5 separate regions of the Homo sapiens genome follow, and all the other regions are linked to region 5. A link is a contact called in ENCODE Hi-C or POLR2A ChIA-PET data. All regions are on one chromosome and are shown on one strand. The core of a region is the stretch at or near the end of the contact, and the rest is flanking DNA. Distances in the headings are between cores, read along the strand shown. Region 1 holds the start of FZD5 (frizzled class receptor 5). Region 2 overlaps PARD3B (par-3 family cell polarity regulator beta). Region 3 overlaps KLF7 (KLF transcription factor 7). Region 4 has its middle 170 kb from the start of ICOS. Region 5 holds the start of INO80D (INO80 complex subunit D).

Region 1 (4,303 bases), core at 1,804-4,303, 1.7 Mb before region 5:
AATCCCAGCTTCCTGGGAGGCTGAGGCACAAGAATTGCTTGAACCTAGGAGGCAGAGGTTGCAGTGAGACGAGCTTGCACCCCCACTGCACTCCAGCCTGGGCGTCAGAGCAAGACTGTCAAAAAAAAAAAAAAAAAAAAAAAAAAAGAAGGAAAGGAATAAAGAATGGCTACTCCATAGACAGAGCAGCGGCATGGGCCGCCGGTTGCCCATTTTTATGGTTATTTCTTGATCATATGCTAAACAAAGGGTGGATTATTCATGAGTTTCCGGGAAAGGGGCGGGCAATTCCCGGAACTGAGGGTTCCTCCCCCTCTTAGACCATACAGGGTAACTTCCTGACGGTTGCCATGGCATCTGTAAAATGTAAACTGCTTTGGCATTGGTGGGAGTGTCTTTTAGCATGCTAATGTATTATAATTAAGTTACAATAAGCAGTGAGGACGACCAGAGGTCACTCTCCTGGCCATCTTGGTTTTGCTGGGTTTTTGCCGGCTTCTTTACTGCGCCCTGTTTTATCAGCAAGGTCTTTATGGCCTGTATCTTGTGCTGACCTCCTATCTCACCCTGTTGACTTAGAATGTCTTCACCTCCTGGGAATGCAGCCCAGTAGGTCTCAGCCTTATTTTACCCAGTCCCTATCCAAGATGGAGTCGCTCTGGTTCAAATGCCTCTGACAGAACCGTGTGAAATAACACAAATATTCTGGCTAAATTCCAGTGTGAGTGATTAACATTCTCCAACTTCAAATAATTTTTATTATTAGCCAACACTTGTCCATCCCCAGTAATACACACGTTGCATAAAGAGCACAGAATGAGATGGGCCTCCCTTGGCATGTTCATAGTCTGCACATACTTTCCACTGAGGGCTTCCCTTTCTTGCTCACTGCTATGCCCACAGCTTTTCAACTCCCACTATTTTCAACCCTGGGATGCTTCCTGACCCAGAGTGGCAAGTAATTCCAAAACACAAGAGATAAAATATGAACACCTGTAGAATTCCAGAGAAAGAAAGATGTAAGGTATATTTATTCATTTATTTAATTATGTATTTTAGAGTTGGGGGTCTTGCTATGTTGCTCAGGCTGGTCTGCAAACTCCTGGGTTCAAGCCATCCTCCCACCTCAGCCTCCCAAAGTGTTAGGATTACAGGCGTGAGCTATGGCGCCCGGCCTTTTAAACGTTTATTAATAGTTTTGATATCCGCGAAGTGATTGATATTTGTTCCTTTTTAACTTGGAGGCTGGGATTAACACACGTGTTCTTCATTATTGCCCACAAAGCGTTGTTGATACGCAGGAGGGGAGTGGCACTTCCGCAATTTATTCTTCCAACCTGTGCCAATGGGATCCAGCACAGGAGATGGACAGTAACCCGCGGTTGATCTGGATCTAGTCCAGTTAGTCCAGTCCCTATCCCTTCAAGTGTCCCCAGGCCCTCTTGCCTATTTTCGCCCTTTGCCCAGTGGAAGGAAAAGTTTGGGGAGAAGGAAAAAATTTAAACCCTCTTCCTAGGCGTGTGAATGTATTTCAAGTATGCTAAATACCTCAGTCTTCCAATCTAATTACAACACATAGAAAAGAGGCATTTTTAGGACATTTAAAACTTGTAGCATAATTGCGCAACTGAAGAGCGCCGCCGTGTCCCCGCCATCGGTGCGCCCTCCGACCCCCCGCGGCGCGCAAGTGCGCGGCTTAGCAGCAGGCAGCCGGGGACGGAAGGGCACGGGGAGGCCGGCGCCCTGCCCAGCACAGAACCCTGGGTCGGTATCGCTTCTCTCTGCGGGCGACTTCGGAACTGCCTGGGATTATAAACCTCGACCAATAAAGGACTCACATCTTTCTGGGTCTTCTAAAGGCAGAAAGAAATCCATTTTCTTGTCACAACAAGATTTTGTTAAGAGATGCAAAAGTAAAGGTCGAAGCCAGGGAGGCTGCGATAGTATGGGGGGAGGGGCGGCTACGATGGTGAGTGCCGCTGACCAACTACCTGGGTTCGAATCCCAGGGTTGCCATTTGGGCGGCTACTATGTGCCAGGTGATCGGAATACGGAGGTGAACTTGCTTGCCGAGGTCGCCCTTTCTTGGGGGAACTATGATTAGCTCGGTTGCCTTGGCCAAGTCTCAGTCTCGGTTTCTTCACCTGTAGGAAGTACCTGCCTCAGAATTGTTGTAAGGAGTGAGATCTTGTCTTAAGATGTAAACGGGCCGGGCGCGGTGGCTCACACCTGTAATCCCAGCATTTTGGGAGGCCGAGGCGGGCAGATCACGGTGTCAGGAGTTCGAGAACAGCCTTACATGGTGAAAGCCCGTCTCTACCAAAAATACAAAAATTAGCTGGGCGTGGTGGCGGGCGCCAGTAATCCCAGCTACGCAGGAGGCTGAGGCAGGATAATCGCTTGAACCCGGGAGACAGAGGTTGCAGTGAGCCGAGATCGCGCCACTGCACTCCAGCCTGGGAGACAGAACAACTCGTCTCAAAAAAAAAAAAAAAAAAAAAGGATGTAACCGATTAACACTTTGTTGGGCACACAGTAAAGGGCTCAGTAAGTATCCTCTCTTCTTTCACACAGTTCCAAGACAGCTCGGAAGGGAGACAGCCACGCCTAAGAGTGATTCCTTGAGCAGTTCTTTCAAAGAAGCACTGAACTCTGTAAGGACGCTTAGCTGCAGGCAGAAAGGGCAGGGGCCCTGGGAGCAAAGGTGCATAAGCCAGGAAGTTACAGGAGCGAGTCCTGCACCCAGGGCGCGGGCAGAGAACTCCGGAGGGACTTCTGGCAAGGGCTTCCCGCCCGGGTGCCCAGAGCGGCATGATTAGCATTCGCCCCGCCCCCATCTCCTCCAGGCCCGCGATTGGTCAGCGCTCCTTGGCTGCCCGCTCCTGGCGGGGCCAGAGGGCGCCGGGGGAAAGGCCGAGCCCGCGGGGCAGTGGGCGGGGACGCGCGGAGAGCTTGGCGAGGCGGCCCACCAACCGCGCCCGGGCCTGAGGGGGCGGAGCCGGGGCGGGGCTTCCCGGCGGGCATTAGAAGCAGGTGACCCGGGCGGGGCGGGAGAGGGCAGCCAGCCTGCGGCCGTGAGTCCGCTGTGGTCGCCGCCGCGCGCGGTTCCGTGCTCGCCAGAGGTGGGCGAAAGGGTGCGAGAGCGCGGGGGAGGAGCCGAGCAGGGCACGTCCCGAGAGCGTCGCCACCGCCCCCAGGAGTCCACTGGAGCGCGGAGCCCCCTGCAGGGGAGGAGGCGAGCGGCGGGCGGGACGCGGCGGCCGGCGCTCACCATGCAGTCCCGGCCTGGCCAGCGCCGGCTGCTCGCGGTGCTGTGAGGCGGCGGGGTCCCACGGCCCCCGCCTCCCGCCTTCCTCCCGCCCAGGTGCTGCCAGGCGCGCTCGCCCTCCGTCCGGCTCCCGGCCCCGGGGAGAACGCACGGCCTGCCCCTGCCCGGCTCCGTCTGGATCATGCGGGGGGCTCCCGAGGAGGAGAGGGCGAGTGACCGGCCTGCGCCGCCCCTGTTCTGGGGGCGCCCCCCACTCTGAGTCGCCCCCACCTGCTGCCATGTGCCGCTGCCACGGGTACCCAGCCTGTCGCTAAACTTTCCGGGCGCCAGCCCGGCTCTGAGTCGCGCTTCTCAGCGGAGTGACCCAGGGACGGAGGACCCAGGCTGGCTGGGGACTGTCTGCTCTTCTCGGCGGGATCCGTGGAGGTGAGAACCTTCCCTTTCTCCCTGTTCTTCTCCCGTTTCCTGTGCCCTTTTCCGGGAAGCTGAGGGTTCTGGTCTCCGGGCACTGCCTGAAGGGCCCAGCTTGGAAAGAGAGGGTGGGGGAGTCGGTAGTTTGGTTACAGGAGGCGGAGCGGGGAGGAAAGGAAAGGGGTTAACTTAAGAGATTTGGAGACAGCTCGCGGGGACCGAACTGTTGACGCCTCTCCAACAGGGAGTGGTTGCAATCTTTCTTCTCCCCCTTCTTTTTTAAAGAGTCCTTTCCCTGGAATCCGAGCCCTAACCGTCTCTCCCCAGCCCTATCCGGCGAGGAGCGGAGCGCTGCCAGCGGAGGCAGCGCCTTCCCGAAGCAGTTTATCTTTGGACGGTTTTCTTTAAAGGAAAAAGCAACCAACAGGTTGCCAGCCCCGGCGCCACACACGAGACGCCGGAGGGAGAAGCCCCGGCCCGGATTCCTCTGCCTGTGTGCGTCCCTCGCGGGCTGCTGGAGGCGAGGGGAGGGAGGGGGCGATGGCTCGGCCTGACCCATCCGCGCCGCCCTCGCTGTTGCTGCTGCTCCTAGCGCAGCTGGTGGGCCGGGCGGCCGCCGCGTCC
Region 2 (4,522 bases), core at 679-3,178, 1.1 Mb after region 5:
ACAAATTTTTTAATACAGATAAGTAATTTAAAGGCATTTTGTAATAGACATGTTAAACCTTATTAGGCTGTGAAAAGCAGTACTTGTATTTAGAGAACAGAGGGCAATTCTGTGTGGCTGTGTTTCGGCTGCCTCAGAGTGCCTGAAACAGAAGAGAGCGAGCTGGGGACTGGCTGCAAGGGAGGACGATGGTGGTTTTACTGGTGGGGGCATGGGGAAGAGGCCAGAGGTGCATGGCTTGGTTTTTTTCCTCCCCTTTATTAAAAGGACAAACTGCAAATCATTTTATCAGTGGTCAGGGGAACTACAAGAAGCTGAATATGACAGCAGTGCTGAAAATATTTTTACTACTTAGGGACTAGGCCTCTGCAAACATGACTTCACTGGACTTACTATTAAAAGCAATCTGCAAAAGAGGCTTAAAAACCCAGGGGTCTAATATCAAGTGAATGGTAGGAAAGGTGACCTTTCATTCCGTTTGTTTATTAGAGGATCTGCAGACTCCGTCTCAGTGTGGGTCCAGCATTGGTAAGAGGCCAAAGGGGAGATGGTGAACTCTGTTTTTTTAGAGGTCACATAATCAACTTAGAAAATACAGCTGGAAAAAGGACAAAAATGAGAGCTTGGTTTTATGTACTGTCTTATATTTTTGGTTAAATGGTTACATGTAAATTCCTTTTAATAATTTTCTATTTTATTTGAGTACAACCAACTTAGTATAAATTTAACTGCTAAACTTAGCCATCAGATATAGCACACAAAATTAAAGAGACAAAAGGGTAACTGAAGCAGGTAGAAAAAAAAAGAAAATTGAAATAAGACTAAAATACAAAAGTTAACTGAATATAAAACAAAAAAATGAAAATACAAGTTCTGTTAGGATGGTGGTAATTTTTATTTTTCTGAAGTGTAACACTATATAATTTTAATAAGTAATATCTCATTTAAAATGCATTTATAAAACTATAGCATGTTCTCAAGCAAACTTCATCATTTTATTTTAACAAAATGGTAGGAAGTGATCAACTATGAGGCCTATATATATTCATCTGCAAAAGGAGGTAATGCCAGGCATATTCAAAATTGTATATTTAAAATATTGCTCATAGTTTTACTCAATACAAACAAAAATTACTCCCATATGGTAATTACCTTTTAATATTTTTTAGGGGCTACTTGTCTTTAGGTATTGACTTTATTCTTTAACTAGTACCACTGGCCCTTTTACAAAGTATTAATTTTAAATATTCAATGAATAACGTGACATTCTTCCACAGAGCTACTTTTTCACTACTCTGAAAACAAAATCTAAAATAAAAATCAAAACAGCCAAGGCGTGGTGGCTCATGCTTTGGGAGGCTGAGGAAGAGGACTGCTTGAGGCCAGGAGTTCATGATCAGCCTGAGCAACATAGCAAGACCCATTGCTACAAAAAAAAAAAAAAAAAAATTAAAACAAAACAACAGTAGCAAAAGAGTGGTGCTCAAAATGGGTTAGAAACACTATAGCCTCCTTAGTCCTGATTTAGTTATAGTCACACCAGAAAGCAAGCACACACTTTGTTGACTATATGGCTATGACTGATTGATGACACCCTAGCAAGGTTACCATAGCTAATTACAACATTATTCATTTAAGCCTTCATGGAGGGGGAAAAAAAAAACAGACTCCCAGGGAAGGAAAGGAAAAAAAAAGAAAGAAAAACTATTCTATAACTGCTAACTTTTGAATAATCAGCCTCAACAGGAAACAAACAGGATGAAACTCAATGACCAAATTGTAACTTATGAATTCATCTACGCAATTTTAACTCTGGGTAATTTTAACTCTGGGTTTCACAGCCTACAGCAAAGAGCTTCCAACAACAAGGAACCCTCACATGCTTATATGCTTTGTAGTCAGAATTCAAAGGCTTCATCAGAAGCATAACCCATCCCTGAGCTTTAGTTCTGCTATGTGTGTGGTGTGAGTGTGTTTGTCTAGGATCAGATGCCAATACTTAAACTCACATTATGGGCACAGCAGCTACTTACACACAGCAGCCTAATTAAAGGAATAAACTTCCCCTTTCTTTACGTTTTCCTGAAGATCAGCGCCATAAAGGGATTTGGTTTGCTTAAAAATTGAGAAAAATGTTCCCATATGTTTCCTTTATGCAGTAAATTAGTCAAAATCAGATAGAAAATGGTCACAATTTTCAACAGGAATCTATAGCTACACAGTATTTGCTGAACACCACTGCAAAGAAAGAGAACTCAGTGTTTTGAAAATAATGATATTATAACAAACACATAATCATAATTTCCATTTCGGTTTTGAAGAATCACAAACACACATGGAAACAATAAAGCATCTGAGGCACCTTTCAGCTTTCAAGTCTCAAAAACAAGAATCACTTTCAAATAGAAAGTAGCTCATCTTCAAAGTTTAACACACAAGAGGAGAATAAAGCTAATACCACTTCAACTCCAAACTTAGATTACTTTATATCAAGGTAATCTAGATCACAAGCATGGTAACAGCCAAGTTTAAAGTACTTTTTATCCTGAAAAACTATTTAAATTACATTGCTAAAATAATTTAACTAAATAAATATTTTCCCATGAAAGCTTGAACCCAAATTAGCAAATTTCAATCAAGAAGTACTGAAAAAAATTATCAAAAGGTACAAAATAAAAAACTACTAATTAATTGGGGCCATAGCAGGGAAATTGGCAGAGGCATGGAGTTGGATTCAAACTCAGCTTGGTATTAATAAAACACTCAAGGAACCATCATGGCCCATTGGAGAAAGGACAGCTTATTTTATAGATGAGGAAACTGTGGCCCAGGGAGATATGGTGGTGACACATCAGGGAGTGACCTGGATAGCCTTGGTTTTCAATTTTTACTTTGCTAGAATGTGTCCCAAATTTGTCCTGATTTATTTTTTGTTTGGAAAAAGTTGGTTCTGATAGAGATAGGTTAAATGACTTATCCTGATCACACAGCTAGATCAAATACTGCAGGGTCTAGAACTAGCTCCATATCACTGACTCTCAAGGGACAAAGATTGGGTTGGGCCAACCTTGATCTATGGCCACAAAAAGCCTCTTATGGAACAGTAGGTGGTCAGGTACTAATCATGAAGGCAGTGTAGGGACTAGTCAGGGGAAGGACCGGGAGACTCCCACCCTCCTAAACTTCAAAATAATTTTCCTCACTAATTTGTCTTTTTTACAGATGGCCCTATATGTACATACTTAAAAAATCAGAAAGTCTATTAAAATATCCACGTTATTAAAAAAAACCCCACATCTATGGATCCCATTAGTATATTGGTTTTAGTGGAACTTTCCTACACATACAAACACACACACACACACACGGGATGAGAAGATAAGAAGACAGAAGCAAACTCATTTCTGAAATGTATAGGATTTAAAAGACATTTTCTCCACCTCCATTTCCTGGTCTTGTTCTCTCAGTAGCTTTTGATTTATACCTATTCATAGTATCTATTTATTAATTTACACTCTACTCAATTCCAAAAGGATGTGAGGTGCTATCACATATAGTACCTAAAATATATGGATAATTGAAATCTACAATTAATTTTTAAAAAGTCATGCAACTGAACAAGCACTGTTCTAGAAGCCAAGAAATGTGGGTTCCAGTTCTAGTTCCTTATTCAACATCAGAGTACACATTGAATTTTAACTTTTATTTGCTCATTTGTAAAATAATATCGATTACCTACACAATTGCTAATTATAAAATTCTGTGGAACTGCATATTTCTAGGTCAGCATTTCACAAACGTTTTTCTGAGGCATGCATACATCTTTTGAGTGGAGGTGAGGTTTTGGGGTAGATAAGCATTGGGATTCTGTTTATTGGCTACTTTCTAGACTTCTTCACCCTTTCTTCCACACTAGCATAACCAATCCTATTTGTCCAAAGATGGAGAATGAACAAATTTAAATAGCATCTAGAACTTAAGCGCTCAATAAATGTTATTTATTAACTAGAATCAAGCATCCATTGAAACCCTAATACATGCTCAGAAGAACCATGGGGTTTCACAGAGAAGACTTGGAAAATTCTCGAACTATAAATTTTTAAGTCCAAATAGATCATGTGAATATGATTCTTTCCAATTTCGCCTGGGATTTTGGTTACCACATCTCATCATTTAAATGAACTCTCAGGCCAGCAATCTCTGTACTATATGGTAACATGCTTTGGCTGATTTCAGAGCCACAGAATCTTAAAGTGTGAAAGTGATTTGCTACTTAGGGCTGAATCCCCAGGGTTCAGTCATTCAGCATTACATTAGAAAATCCATTAGAAAATAAATGATAGGAAATAATTTAGATGAATGAGGTTGGAATTATGTGGTTGCCCACTTGATTTAAAACTCATCTTACGAATTAAAAATATATACCCCATCAGCTTATAGGGCATGAGACTATGAACCCCTTTATGTCAGTAGATTTCTGCTGTTCGTCTTTGTAACCCTTGATTGTTAGATGAAGAATTAA
Region 3 (4,713 bases), core at 172-2,671, 1.1 Mb before region 5:
ATAGGAAAAGTTATTGGGTCTTTCCATGTTACATATTAAATCATGTCAAATAAGAGATTTTGACTGAGCCTGCCAGTAAGGTCTTAATGATACGTTACTGCACAGTATTTCCTAACAAAGTCTGTATACATGTAAGCAGCAGGTAGTTATGGTCATCAGTGGTGGCAATTCGTTTTTACAATATAGATACGAGAGTTCCATTCCTTAAGTTCTGCCCCAGAACGGACTGGTGAGTTGTCACTGTCCCTGTTGACAAATGTGAATAATAACTAAAAATACTTCAGGCTGCATTTGTCTGATTCTGGCTTGGTATGTGGCTAAAGGGGAAAAAAACCTTTCTGGGAAGTGTGATGCTTCTTTAACAGCAAATGGATTGAATTGATGCAAGTCTGATGTGCAACAGGGGGTACTTAACCTTCTATCTAGAATCAAACGCCAGAATTGGAGAAGCTGAAGCCAACCACGACTTCATAAAGATAAGACATTTACTTGATCTGCATGACTGGAGGAAGGATTTGGGGACTAAGATGTGTTTGAAAACTTAGTTGGTTTACTTTTAATGTCAGCAGATTTGCTGCCCTGAAATGACAGATATGGAAGCTGCTTGGGGATAGTGGCAGGATGACCGAAAGACCAGCACAGATCTTCAAAGAAAGGGGAAGACTGAGCCACCCTGTGTTCATTGGGTATCATGGGAGTTGGTGATAGAGGCAGTTGGCTTGGGTCATATGACCTATGAGAGGGAAACAGTGACCCAGCTGGGTGGGAGTCCTAGGCAAATCAGAAGGAACACAAGGATAGGGTTGGTGGTGTCATTTTCATGAAGTAGAGCTATTATTTCGTTCTGGTGAAAAAATGTATAAGTGTTCATTTGGGTACTTGTCGGTAACCCAAGAAAACAGAGTGAAAAATGATTGACAGTGGATGCTTTAAAATTTGTGACTGCAGATGAAGGAGCATCCCATTTGTATGACACATTTAAAACTTCTGCCTTAGGTTAGTCCCTTGACATGACTTTTCACTTGCTGGCATTTTGGAAGTCTATGCCAAATGACAGCTCTCTGCCACCCAGCCTTTGCTCAGTCTAGCTATGCTTTTTTTTTTTTTTCTCCCCCCCGCTGTGACGACTCCTAGACCAGGGCCAGGGTTTTTATGGGAGCCTCTCTACATTGCGTTCATCTGTTGCGCTTACACAAGCAGTTGCCTCCCTTGAGTTAAGACTCTAATGAAGCATGCTTTCCCCTGGAGCCAGCCTGCCCCTCCCCTGGCCTCTCTCTCTCCACCAAGGCAGAGAGCGAAGCCCTCTCTTATGATATTGCAGAGTTAATAATGCTGCTCTATTGGTTTTGTGAGCCTCTCAGTCACAGGGGGAATGTGTGGGGGATGGGCCCCAAGCTAGGAAGTGTGCCTCCTCTAACTCTCTTTCCGGCCCTGAAGCTTTTGTTTTGAATCTGGAAGCTTCAGACCAGGGCTGGATTTCCAAAGGTCAAATGTGCCTGCACATTTTGTCCTTAATGAGTGAGCCTTGCCCTGGAGCCCTCGCTGAAGGCGCCTGCGTTGAATCTGAGTAGTAGCCACAGAAGCAGTAGCTCCATAGCCAAATCCATTTGCCTGACATGCCACCCTTGAGAGAGCCTCCACGAGCCACTGAGGGTTACTGGCCAGGAGAATGTGGTCATAAATGCATGTCTACAGGAATGGGTGAGGTTTCCTTTTTGCTTAGAAAGCCAGAAAAACATCAACAGAGAGAGGCTACAAAGCAGAAAAACATACCCAGACTCCGAACCTTCAGTTCCCTCAACTGACAAAATACTTGAGGGTTTTAAATAGAAACAGTTTAACTTTTTTTTTTTTTTGGTAAATGGAGGGATTTTTTTTTTTCATGTCATTTCTTTTGTTCCTCTTCCTCATTTTCTTCTCCTCCTCCTCCTTTTACTTTAAACTTTACGTGTGAAGATCAACTGATCTCTGAGGAACTGACGTTTCTTTTATTTGATGATGAGAATTTCCTAACTCATTGTTGATCTTTTTGCTTCAGCTACCAGGCAAATCAGAGATGAGTTTAATTCTGTGCTTAATCCAGTGGCATTGTATTTTAGCTAAGATTTTTTTTGATAGTATTTATTTCCATCTTTTTGGGTTTTGTCCTCATTTTGATTTGTTATGTTTTTGTTGTTGTGTTGTTTTCTAAATTGGGAGTATCAGTCTGAAAAAGAAAATGCCTTGAATGATTTCTTTGACATTTAGGTTCAGGAATATCACTGGGCAACATTAATACGGCTACTGGGTTTCACTAATATCTTTTGAGCTCTTTAATCTTTCCCTGAGTTATCACTGAAGATCTAGAGAAACAGCTACTGCCTTTTAGAAGTGCGTTGGCAAAGCTTAACCCAGAGCAAACCACCAATGTAATTGTCAGCCAAAAATAGAAGACATTTTTTAGGCCCGAGGGCATGCATTTCTTGCTCCTCCGTAATGTGTACCCCATTCATCAGAATCCTAGACTGCTCATCCTTTTCCAGACACACAGTGGGGCTTTCACCTCTCTACACCCTTGCTCACACTGTGTGCACTTTTTAGAATGTCATTGTTCCCTTTCTCCACTTGGCAAAAGTTCACTCATTTGCCAAGGTCTGTTTCAAATGTGACTTCTTCACAAGGCCTTCACTGACCTCTGCAGGGAGAGTGAGTGGGTTCCTTCTCTGTGTTGCCATACCACTTCATTCAGCCTAGTGCTTAGTCGCATGTGCTGTGTTATCTTGAATTGCATGTATTTCTATCCCTCTCTTCCTGTGATACCATGAGCACCTTGTAGGCAGATATTGAGCTCTAGAATCGCTTGAAGTCTCCAGCACAATGTCCTATATAAAGTGGAAGCTCAGTAAATAACTGTTGAATTAATTTGAAAGAAGTACAAGATAACAGACCCTGCCCTGAAAGGCCATCAGAGTTCAAACAGGTGTCACCTGTTTATCTTAGCAGAGCTTTTTCTCCCCAGGCATTCATTATCTTATTGGGCAAAATCTACCAATCTCCCAGTCACCTCAGTGAAGAGCATGCAATGAAAAATAATAGTAGCTCCTAATCAAGATTTTTAAAAAATTCATTGAAGAAGTATTTATTGAGCAGCTATTGATTATGCCCAAAAGAAGTTTAAAGCTTGGTGCCAGACCTCAAGGCTCATTGGATTTGTCAGAGCTCTTGCCTCTTCCTGCTTGACATTTCATGGTGCCTTCTCTACAGATTTCTCATTCTTGTGACAAGATTCTTATTGAGAGCAGGGATTCCAGCCGAGTACTGCGGGGCAGGAGGAGCTGAGCAGGGCCGAATGAAAGTGCAGCTCATCATTATTTCCTTCAGCTGGGTCTCTCCTCAAATAAGGGATTTCTTAGGGAAACTGTGGGACGTGAGGCTTAAGGTTCTCCAGCTGATAACTACCCTAAGAGACAGTTATACCATAATTTGGATCCACAGGGAAGAAAGAACTGCCCAAATATGCCTCTGTTTTTTTCTTTTGCCTCTGCTTTCATTTGAAACAGAAGGCTCAGACTGGCAGCTGTGGGCCCTTTGCTTGTCTCACGCACTCTAACTTTTTAATACTCATTGCCAACATTGAAACAATTGGAGAGATTCCACATAAACCCCAAAAGATTTGGGCTTCCTTTAAAAACACTTGCCAACTCTGGACCTCTGTTTTCTACATGATATCGATGAGCTGGTGCTATGTACCAACTTCCCCTTTTAGATGGCATGTGCTATCCAGTTTACCACAGTCCCCACCCCTCATTATTGTCATATTCCTTGACTGTTTCACTAATGTATGTTATGCTCCTAGTCCCTGAATGTGTTTGAGTTTGATTCCTAACCTAGATTTATGGGAAGATGTGTTACCTTTTAGAGGAAAGCATCCTCAGAAATAGCATCTACCTACTGCAGCACCCTAAGGACAAGTATGTGGTCTTGTATCATGGGACCTTGTCTAGGAGACTGAGCAGAAACTGCAGTCCAGAGTCTGAAATTGAGATACCTGGAGCATGGCACTGCTATAAGCAGAGGGATCAGAGTAGGGAATTCCATTTTCCTCATACCCTGGTTCCCTAAGCAAACAAGATTTGGTCATGAGAAATTTATTATATTCACGGAGGATTTTCATACCATTGGGAAGGATATATATATAGTCCATTTTATATATCTCTATATATATACTAATACTTTTGGTTTCTTGATAAAGAAACCAGAGACTGAAGATGAGATGACTTGAGGAAACGCATAGAGCTAATTATGTAGAAGGAGCAGGCAGAAGTCATCCTGACTTTTGTCTGTGTTCTCTCCATGACTCCACATTGTCTTTTATTTTACATACTTACAAAAAGTCTCAAAGTTGAAGGATTTGGTGTCCAAGACGGATCAGGTACCCTTTACAATGAGATACTTAATTGCCTGCTTTTAACAGAGATGGTCTTCTACCAGCATACATTTCTGAATCACAATAGTCTTCCTCACCCACTGGCCCACCCTTCTTTTTAGTCTGTTACTAACAGGTGATTATAGACACAACTACTTTAATGTTTAGGCTCCATGTAGGGAGCAGGGCCAAGTGTAAATTGTGCCCTTGAGGTGATCTGCTTCCCAGAGTTTGATGATCCTCTTGGTTAGAGGTGTGTTACTGATGGGAGCAGCTACTGGCATCCAAGATTTTTATACAAGAATGAG
Region 4 (4,660 bases), core at 1,673-4,172, 2.0 Mb after region 5:
AATGGAGGTTTTTACCCTTTGCCTTTAATGTAAAATGACAGCCAAATCTTCAGAAGGTTTGGTGTTAAGATTATGTCTTTTACATTCCTACAGTCTCTGTTGTTTAGTTCAGCTTGTCACGCTGTCAGATAAAGGCCCATGGAGCGTTCTACAGGAATTATTAATGAAGATTTGACCGGTTTTTCTTCTGGAAACAGATCACTTCACTTTTCATCTCACTGCTTTTTACATTAACAAACTAAAAATAGCCATGAGTATTCCAGGGAAGAAATTACCAATATTTGGCAGTATATTTCTTGCTTTCCAGTTGTTAGATTTGGTTCTTTGCCTAGTTAGGACACAGATAAATGTGTAAATCTTAATAGCATAATCCCCAAATTAGTATCCCTGTATCTTTACTCAGAACATGAAGAGCTAAATCTGATTTCAAAACACCTTGTTTTAAGCATAGGCCTTACTTGGCTTGCCCTGGAAAACAGACATTTAAACACAAAGTTTGATGACGATGGCTTTAGGAAAGTGGCCCACACTGAATTCACCAGCCCAATTGCTGTCCTTCTGCAAACATCCATTCAGAACGACATTGACAAGTGAATCTCTGCCAACTACCGTCTTGTAATCCACACTGCTCTTGTTTATGTGTGCAAATTCACTGTGGTTTGTTGCAGTTCTCTGCTCTGTAGAATCCATTGTAGCCCATCTTCATCTGAGCTCCTCTTTAACAGAGAGAGCCACGTGTGTCAGAATATCATATGGATGAAGTTTGACATCTTTATTCGTCTTCTATTTATGGGATGAACGTACAGTTAAAAGGTGGCTTGAGACCATCAAACCCACATCTAGCTGTGATCTAAGTGGAATTTAACGTAGGTCTCCTGAGGTGAAGGGAGAAATGAAGGAAAGAAATGAAGTGCCTGTTTCAATTTAATACTTTAGGCCAATTTTTTTTTTTAAGAGAAAAAAAATCAAAGGGCTGGGACCTTCCTTGGCCCCCTGAAGTTTTAGGGTTTCAGATGCTCAGAGATACAATCTGCACAATTTCTTGGCATCTGTTTTTTCCAGACAGTATATTACCACTATAAAGTAGCCTGAACAGTGGGGTCCTCCCTACTGGGGGCCCACTTCAAAGGCAATGTTTGATGTCCCCTGATGCTGCCTGTGGGTGAAAGCGCAGATTGTTGTGTTTCATTTATTAATTACTTAAAACAGAAAAATAAAAGCCAATTTTCTTCTAAATTTCTCTCTGTCTACTTTGAGTTAACATCCTCCAATCTGGTTTTTGTCATACACGAGTAATTTTAGTTCCAAATACTGGTATGATGTCATTATTTAACACCTTTTTATCTAAGGATATTGGCGTGTCTTGCAAAAGAGTATGTTGCTGCTTTGTCCTCTATTTAGAAAACAAACATTGAGAAACTAAGAGAGACCACTCCACTATTCCAAAATCACACCATACACATAGTTGGAGATAGGAAGAAAGCCCGGATTTCTTATTCAATTTCATCAGAAAAGGAGACGTCTTCCCAGAACACTGGCAACTCTGGAATCCCCCTGAAACCCAAAGAAGAAAAATGTCCCCCTACTTCCTCATGAACCAAATGTTCCACCAAGCTTTACTTAGAATTAGTTATTTCACTCCAAACCCGGTCTGCTTTTTGCTGAATATTTTCTCAAAACTAAAGCCAGTCAACAGAGTTCTCTCTGGTGTGAAGCAAAACAAAAACAATCCAAAGTTTTTATGTTGTCACCAGACAAAAATTTGCTAAGAACAAGCAGAAATGAGGAGTTAATGGATCCCATATGTGGCCACTAACATAGGTTTATGAGATTTTCCAAGAGATTTCTGAAGATTCCTATAGCACAAAGGAAGATCAAACAGCCACTTTCCTGTCAAACAGGGCAAAAAATGCTCCATCCATAGTTCCCCCTGCATTTATTTTGGTAAACCTGGAAAGAAAAGGTGGCTGCAATATCTGCCTTACAGGGAGCTGACCACAACATGTGGTATACTGGAGCAGGAAAGAAGGTCCTTAAAGACGTCACCTGTGTCCTCACAGCACAAGCAGACCTGCCCTTAGAGCCCACTGCTTGGTATGAGATGTAGCCTCTGGGGGAGGGCTGAGCAACGGAGAGGGAGAGCTGGACAATTTTCTTCATCCGGGAAAATTGCACACACACAAAAATAGCTGCTTTCTTCAAATGTCAATCAGCTCCTTCAAGTTTCAAGCTTCACTGAGGGGTCAGAAGAGGCATTTCCTCTACACATATTTCAGTATCACATCGGGACGTTCAGCCACACACAGCTTCCGGCACGGGGGCTGTGGTTGTGTTGGAGTTAACCACACAGGGCACAGGGTGAGGGAGTTGTCGTTGTTGTTCTTGTTTCTGTTGTTGTGATGGAGGCGGGGCAGCTGGTGGGGTTAAAACGGTTTCCATTATTATTATTTTCTTTCCCCCTTTGTGTGCTATGAACTCTGAACTAGACAAATGAGAACTATCTCCCCTGTTATTAGTAGAATGTCTTCTGTGAGCAAATTCCAACCACTAGAATGTCCGTGTGAACTGCAAAGGCAACCACAACAGTTTTGGAAACTGGGGATGATTGTGGGGCTCCTGGACCGCTGCCCTCCGCCCTGCAGCAGGGAAACAGAACACCCTAGACAGGTGGGGAAGGAGTGGATGGGGGTGAGTCTGCAGGAGAGGAAGCCTGGCCGAAATGTGCTTTTGGATAAAATGTCCCGATTAACCAAGAGCACACAAAATGTGCAGACTGGCAGCACAAGGCCTTAAGCACCCGCAAAGCACGCTGAGTCTTTGGGCTGCTCTGTGACAGGGAGATGTGTTTACCCCAGACAAGTTCACCAGTCCGACAGCCGCCTGAGGCCAGTTGGAGAGGAGGTTGAAATGTTCCACAGTGTGAAGAGTCAGCGCGATCTGTAGAGATAATGGAGCATTCGGTTTGACATCCAAAACTGGTGTATCCAGGAGGAGCGGGATTCTTGCTGGGAGGAGAGACAGTAATTGTTTTTAGCAAGACAGATAAGACATTCCGGTTTCTGTAGATTCCTCCCCAACCAGGAAACAACTGCCTCCAATGTCAGTGCTAAATATTGAAATCAAGGTGTGCAAATGCCTCAGCTTCTCTCCACCGCCTGCTGCATGATTACTTTCAAATAAGAATGTCCTTCCTTCTTAATTTTACACTTAGATAGGTAAAAACATCATCAATTTTAGCAGACTGTTTAGTTTTAATCTGATCAAAACAATCATTCACTAAGAACCTTCTAAGAGATTATAGGAAACATTAATTGTGTAGCTGGACTGGGATACGACTGGAGGGAGGCTTGTAAATAAATCCTAGGACTTGAGTCCAAGAAATATAAAAGGAGAGAGAACACAGAAGCTAGTGCAGATAGATGCCTGATGTCTCCTTTTAGGTGAGAGCATAGAAACATGTAGAGCTTGTTTCCTCTGAGGTTAGATACCGTTTAGTCCTTCCTTGGGTATTCCCATTTACGGCTGTGGTCAAGTGAATCAGCCACAGACGTTACTATTACTTAAAAAGAAAACCATTTTCTCTACATTGGTGCTAGTTCCAAATTGTGTCTGTGTGATCGTCCCTCCCTCAGCCATCTCATTTCCAGGGCTGACAAATATTTAGCCTACATAAATACACATTTGGGGAGATCCTACGCCATTTCTCCCTCCTCGTGACCCAACTCGTATTCTTCAAAACATCAAACAAAACAATTCGCAGAATAAAGTTGCCTTCCGAAAGAGGGATTTCCCCCTCCAGTTTCCCTCCCACTTCCACTAGGTCAGTCTGTCTTTCTTCCCTCCTACTCTCCTATACCCCTTCACCCTCCCCAGCAAACTCTGGAAAAACAGTAGTAACTAACATTTGTGCCTTTGGCAATAAAACCACAGGCCTCACAAACCCCAAATGGCAAAAAGACATTTCCATTCCAATCCCAGTTTTAAATTAAACTGTAATGAAAAATCAGCAGTGGCAGCTGGGACCAGAGACACTGATTGTCTCTAGGAACAAAAAGGAGGGGAACAGAGGGGGAGAGGAAAAAGAAAAGAGACTGCAAGGAAGCCTCGCTCTGGTAATAAAGCAGCTGGTAAACCTTCAAGTAAAAAGAAATTAGAAAAACAAATCTAGTGCAGAGACAAGCAAAGATGGCTGTTTTCCTCTACAATCACAGTGAGGCAGACCACAAATCACCCTCCACTTTATGAATGGACAGGAGGGGGTGGGGTGGGAGGGAAGATGAGTGGGCCTGTGCTGACACCTGGAGGAAGATTAGGGAAATTCTCGGGGGGTTGGTCCCACCCCCACATTCCGTGAATGAGTGGGGATTTTGGCTTTCTCAGTGGTCATAGTCAATACTGAGGCTACAAGGAAAAATAAGAAGACCTCATTGCCTTCTTAAAAAATATTTTTAATTGATAAATAATAATTGTACATATTTTTGGTGTACATGTGATACTTTCATACATGTATACAATGTGTAATGATCAAATCAGGGCATTTAGGATATCTAAACCTTAAATTTTTATCATTTCTTTGTGTTGAGAACATTTTAAAACTTCTTTTCTAGGTATTACAAAATATACACTATTTTATTCTTTATCAGAAAAAAAATGCATTGAA
Region 5 (4,424 bases), core at 1,306-3,805:
GATCCACCCACCTCTGCCTCCCAAAGTGCTGGGATTACAGGCGTGAGCCACTGTGCCTGGCCTCAAGTCTTGAATATTTTGCTCAATTGATGGATAAATATCATAGACTATAGCTAAGCAGAAGTCAAACTTTATAAAGAGAAAAGCACTGAAATGCTAAGCTGATGCAGCATAGCCCTATCCACTGACAGACAAGTTCCTTTGGTCACAAGGGGCATTGCAAAAAAGGGTGCAGCCAGCTTAATGCAAACAAGCACATTTTATTTTAATTTTTGTTTTTGGAGAAAGGGTCTGGCTGTGTTGCCCAGGCTGGTCTCAAACTCCTGGGCTTAAGCAATACTCTCACCTAGGCCTTCCAAAGTGCTGGGATCACAGACATAAGCCATGGAATCTGATCACATTTTAATTTCTTGAAAAATTCAAAACATATCTATAAAGTCATGTCATATATAAAGAAAAATAAGTTGTTAGAAAACATGTTTTTCAATTTCGCCAGAGGTCTAGTTAAGGGATTTTCCTTGTGATAACTAATGTGTTTGATGTCTAAATGTTTAAAAAAAATATTGTAAATAGAACATAGCTTCACAATTGAGGTTTCCAAGATGATGAGAATCAGTTAATTTTACTTAACTTTTTCCACCAAACAAAGAGGAAGAAAACCACAGAAGAAAATCCAGAATAGGCCGGGCGCGGTGGCTCACACCTGTAATCCCAGCACTTTGGGAGGCCGAGGCGGGCGGATCACGAGGTCAGGAGATCCAGACCATCCTAGCTAACACAGTGAAACCCCGTCTCTACTAAAAATAGAAAAAATTAGCCGGGCGTGGTGGCGGGCGCCTGTAGTCCCAGCTACTCGGGAGGCTGAGGCAGGAGAATGGCGTGAACCCAGGAGGCGGAGCTTGCAGTGAGCTGAGATCGGGCCACTGCACTCCAGCCTGGGCGAAAGAGCAAGACTCCGTCTCAAAAAAAAAAAAAAAAAAAAAAAGAAAATCCAGAATATTTAGGTAAGTACTATATTCAAAGTTATATGATAAAGATAAGGTTCAGCTAGAAACTAATAAATATCCGATATATGCATTACATGAACTCACTTTTAAATCAGGACAATTTCTAAATTTGGAAGTTATTTCTAAATGTTGTGTAATAAATTTTACAAAGAAATTAAATATTCTACTGATTCAGGGCACTAATATAACAAATTCATTCCTGCCAGGTTAGTCAACATGTGTTAGAAAAATAACTTTTAATACAAGATTTAAATCATCATCCCCAGTAGAACATACAAAGATAGTCGGTTCTTTTTCTATTATTTTTCTCTTTCTTCACAAAAATAGAAAAATGTCTCTGCAATTTATCCTCCAATAAGCGTTCTATTGGAATCGATGTAAATGGGTACCCTTTGTCCCTCTCACCTCTGTGCTAACAGCATTGTTTAACTCTGATCCCATTTATCTAGTAAGCTTTGCTCATTTAAAAAAGTAAATTCATGACATCCACTGCAATATACAAAAAGTCTATCATACAGGCTGGCAGCACATTGGAAGTTCTGAACTAACATAACTAACAAAAATAGCCACATTTCTCAATTCTGTGACACAAAAAGCAGATAGCAACATGTGTAATGCACCAAAGATCTAGCTAGAGTTTAAAGAATCTAAATAAATAAAAAAATTAAATGCCCGGATATAATTCTTAATAAGCTATTTTACCTCAAGAAAAATCTAAGGCTGTCTTTAAAATCTCTTTCCAGTTTTACTGTATCCTTTCTGTATGGGCAGCATAACAGAATTTCCAGAAACAGGGGCCGTTTTTAAATCCCCAGTGATAGCTGCCTTTATCTGCACTGTGGAAAATGACACACTGTATCATGCCTTTCTGGACAGTCCATAGGTTTTATTTACATTGCTTTGAGAAACAGACGAAAGACATGTTTTTTTACAATTGTCTTACAGCAATCTGTTCTGAGAGTAACATGTAACACAAATTTTTATATGCAATATATGAAAACATAAATATTTATATATACAATAACATAACCAGACAAATAAATGAAGTTACTATTAAGTCTCTTTAAGTATAAATTTACAAACTGACCACCAGCCACAGAACTTAGCCCTGTAATGGAGAAAAATTATTACTGGCTTAAAAAAATATTAAAATATCACTGTCACTAACATGAAAAAAATTAAAAACAGAAAATAAAAAACAATAACCACCGGAAAACCTGTGTCTTGTAAAGATTTCTTTCCATCAGAAGATGCAGAAACATTTTTCCCCCTGGAGCAAATGAAAACGTTTCTCATGCACCCCCCGTTTCTTCCCTGCTTTCTCCCCCAGGCGCGGGTGTAGACGGCCGGTGTGGACTTTTTTCCAGAGATGAGAAGTAAAAATTTGTACTTTATCGGGAGCGGGTGCACTTTTCCCCCTGGCCCCCCTTTGCTCTGCCTCCAAGATGGTAGGAAAGTTGTCGTTTCGGAGGGCAGAGGAGCAGCTCTCTGGTGTTATGTCCTCGCAGTGCCTGTAGTGGTGCTGTAGGAGGCTGCTGCCTCTTCTTGTACAGCCCCGGCAGCCCTGCCTTCTTGGCTGGAGAGTATATTCAGGGATTTCCCCTTAATAATCACCGACCCTGGGAGCACTTTTTAGTTTCCAAAATAAAAATATGATCCTCACCCCTCTTGCTTGACAGGGAAAGGCTCTCGCCGGAGCCCAGGGGGGAGCAGTAGCAGCGGCAGCCGAGCTTCCTAGTCCATTGCCAGCGCCTCTCACTCTGATCTGTCAGCCCAGCCGAGGGAACAGGGGGGAAGGAGAAAAAAAAAAGCAGCTGAAAGGTAAGCAGAGGCGGCCCCAGGCCCGGCCCACATCCCCGGGCTCCCGTAGGGCGGCGGGCTGGGCCGCGCAGGCTGGGCGGGCGGCGAGCGCGCTTACGTGAGGCCGGGGATTCGCCGGCCCACGCCAGGCCCCGGGCGGAGAATGAAAGGGTGAGTGGGGCCGGCGCCCGGGTGGTGGAGGCCGGGGGCCTGAGGGCCTCCGGGGCGCCCGCGGGCGGCGACGGCGGGCGGGCAGGGGTCCAGCCGGAGCCGGAGTGGGGCGAGCGGAGCGGCCTGCGCGGGCCAGGTGGGGGTGTGCGGCGGGAGGGGGGGGCGCCGGTAGGCCTCGGGCCGGTAGGCCCCACGGCAGCCGCGCCCTGCCCCCGCACCCCGGGCCTCCGCGCGCCCCCTCGAGTCCCCCGGGGTCTCCGGGTGGGACGGCGGCGCTGCTGGGCCGAATCCCGCGCCGGCCCGGAGGCTTTCCCGCGGGGCGGCAGGCCCGGGCTGCCGGGACAGGGGCGTCAGGGCCTAGGAGTGGGGAGTGGGGAATGGGCGCCCGGCTCCCCTTCCCCCGGGTCTCTCGCAGACGGCCCCCAGATTCCGGTAAGAGTTGAATTTATTTATCCCCCTCCTCCGCGCTCCGGACGGCCAGGCCGGGGCGGGGCGGGGCGGGCGGCCTGGCGGGCGTGGGGTCGGGTGGAGGGGCGGTGAGGAGTCAGGTGCAGCCGCGGCCCAGAAAGTTTCCTTTTAGGCCCGAACTGGGGGCCGCTGTCTCTCCGGGGAGCCCTGGTCCTAGCGCCCGGGACCCCCCAGGGCGTGGGGGAGCGCACTCGGCTATTTTGAAACTCTTTGCCAGTTCCTGTCCATTGAAGAAGGTACTCCGCCCCTGCACCCCTCGCCCGCGCCCCACCCAACTCCCCGCGAGCCCATTCGGGGCTGCTAACTCCAGCCCCTTCCCCCTAGAGCCCCCCAGGTTGGGGAGAGGGCCTTCTCTTCCGGTTTGGAAAAGTTTGCAAGGGGCTTTTCTTAGCTTTATTAGTTAGTGACTGGGTTTTTGGGGTGGGAAGGAGGAGGTAAACTCAGGTGGTGTTTCTGCCGGACAATCTTTCCCTATTGCCTTTTTTAGCCCTTACCCCACCAACTGGGGGTGTTATTTTCAGCTTGAGTACCCACCCCCTTTCATCCCGATTCCTTTGGGTCCAAAATCCCCCTTCTGGACAGCTCCGGCGGAGAGGAAGATGTAGGGAGCAGCGAGGAGACTGTCAGTGAGAGGGGCAGGATCAGGCAGGGTTTCTGGAGCAGTCCCCAGATGTAGGAGTTTCCCCTCCTTTTTGGTCACTGTCCGGTAAAACCAACACCGGAACAGATCCCAAGGGGGAGACGTGGTTGTCAGATGGCTTGGAAGCCTCCGGGATTGGGAGGAGGGAGAGGAAGTGGGCAGGGCAGCTCCCGAAACAAGGTCTACAGTTTAAGGATCAGTAGTTCATTTATTCTGATAATCACTGTTTAGTTTTATGTGACATTCTTGTATTCGACCTAGAAATAGAGTAATGGAGATTTTAAGGAAACCTAAACTTGTTATTGCTACAACTCAGAAGGGTCTGTGGAAGAGCCCTC

The links. A loop is a pair of places that touch in the nucleus more often than their neighbours do. ChIA-PET counts read pairs that join two places held with the same protein, here RNA polymerase II (POLR2A). Pooled maps may share reads with other maps.
Region 1: a pooled map shows a loop between it and region 5 (8-fold over the local background). The contact joins the promoter of FZD5 here to the promoter of INO80D in region 5. A Hi-C loop is called at or near these places in 9 of 50 pooled maps.
Region 2: a pooled map shows a loop between it and region 5 (5-fold over the local background). The contact joins the enhancer-like site here to the promoter of INO80D in region 5. A Hi-C loop is called at or near these places in 3 of 50 pooled maps. POLR2A ChIA-PET finds 5 or more read pairs at or near these places in 2 of 52 experiments (activated naive CD4-positive, alpha-beta T cell and naive thymus-derived CD4-positive, alpha-beta T cell).
Region 3: a pooled map shows a loop between it and region 5 (11-fold over the local background). The contact joins the enhancer-like site here to the promoter of INO80D in region 5. A Hi-C loop is called at or near these places in 4 of 50 pooled maps.
Region 4: a pooled map shows a loop between it and region 5 (8-fold over the local background). The contact joins the enhancer-like site here to the promoter of INO80D in region 5. A Hi-C loop is called at or near these places in 5 of 50 pooled maps.

Annotation. Positions count from the first base shown.
Region 1 is chr2:207,768,656-207,772,958 of GRCh38, reverse strand. It overlaps FZD5 (frizzled class receptor 5), which reads left to right and starts at 3,053. Exons shown (of 2, transcript NM_003468.4): 1 at 3,053-3,694; 2 at 3,965-4,303. The coding sequence starts at 4,220. RefSeq lists silencers at 221-696, 2,753-3,432, 3,773-3,832, 4,243-4,302 and enhancers at 1,168-1,988, 2,153-2,202.
Region 2 is chr2:204,968,762-204,973,283 of GRCh38, reverse strand. The region is part of intron 3 of PARD3B (par-3 family cell polarity regulator beta); the gene reads right to left. Among named protein-coding and RNA genes, the nearest start is that of PARD3B, 430 kb to the right of the region's middle. Within about 2 kb of position 1,928, at least 2 of the 41 ENCODE cell types and tissues checked have a DNase peak (open chromatin) inside an H3K27ac peak, as active enhancers do.
Region 3 is chr2:207,140,564-207,145,276 of GRCh38, reverse strand. All of the region lies in intron 1 of KLF7 (KLF transcription factor 7), which reads left to right. Among named protein-coding and RNA genes, the nearest start is that of KLF7, 23 kb to the left of the region's middle. RefSeq lists an enhancer at 2,494-2,995. Within about 2 kb of position 1,421, at least 30 of the 41 ENCODE cell types and tissues checked have a DNase peak (open chromatin) inside an H3K27ac peak, as active enhancers do.
Region 4 is chr2:204,108,084-204,112,743 of GRCh38, reverse strand. No RefSeq gene overlaps it. Among named protein-coding and RNA genes, the nearest start is that of ICOS, 170 kb to the right of the region's middle. Within about 2 kb of position 2,922, at least 13 of the 41 ENCODE cell types and tissues checked have a DNase peak (open chromatin) inside an H3K27ac peak, as active enhancers do.
Region 5 is chr2:206,084,305-206,088,728 of GRCh38, reverse strand. INO80D (INO80 complex subunit D) reads left to right here and starts at 2,555. Exons shown (of 11, transcript NM_017759.5): 1 at 2,555-2,828. INO80D-AS1 (INO80D antisense RNA 1) reads right to left here and starts at 4,074. Exons shown (of 2, transcript NR_186084.1): 1 at 3,981-4,074; 2 at 1,225-2,772. RefSeq lists enhancers at 2,299-2,408, 2,419-2,468, 1,973-2,792, 2,519-2,808 and silencers at 2,859-3,068, 3,149-3,318, 3,339-3,538, 3,579-3,628, 3,530-3,824.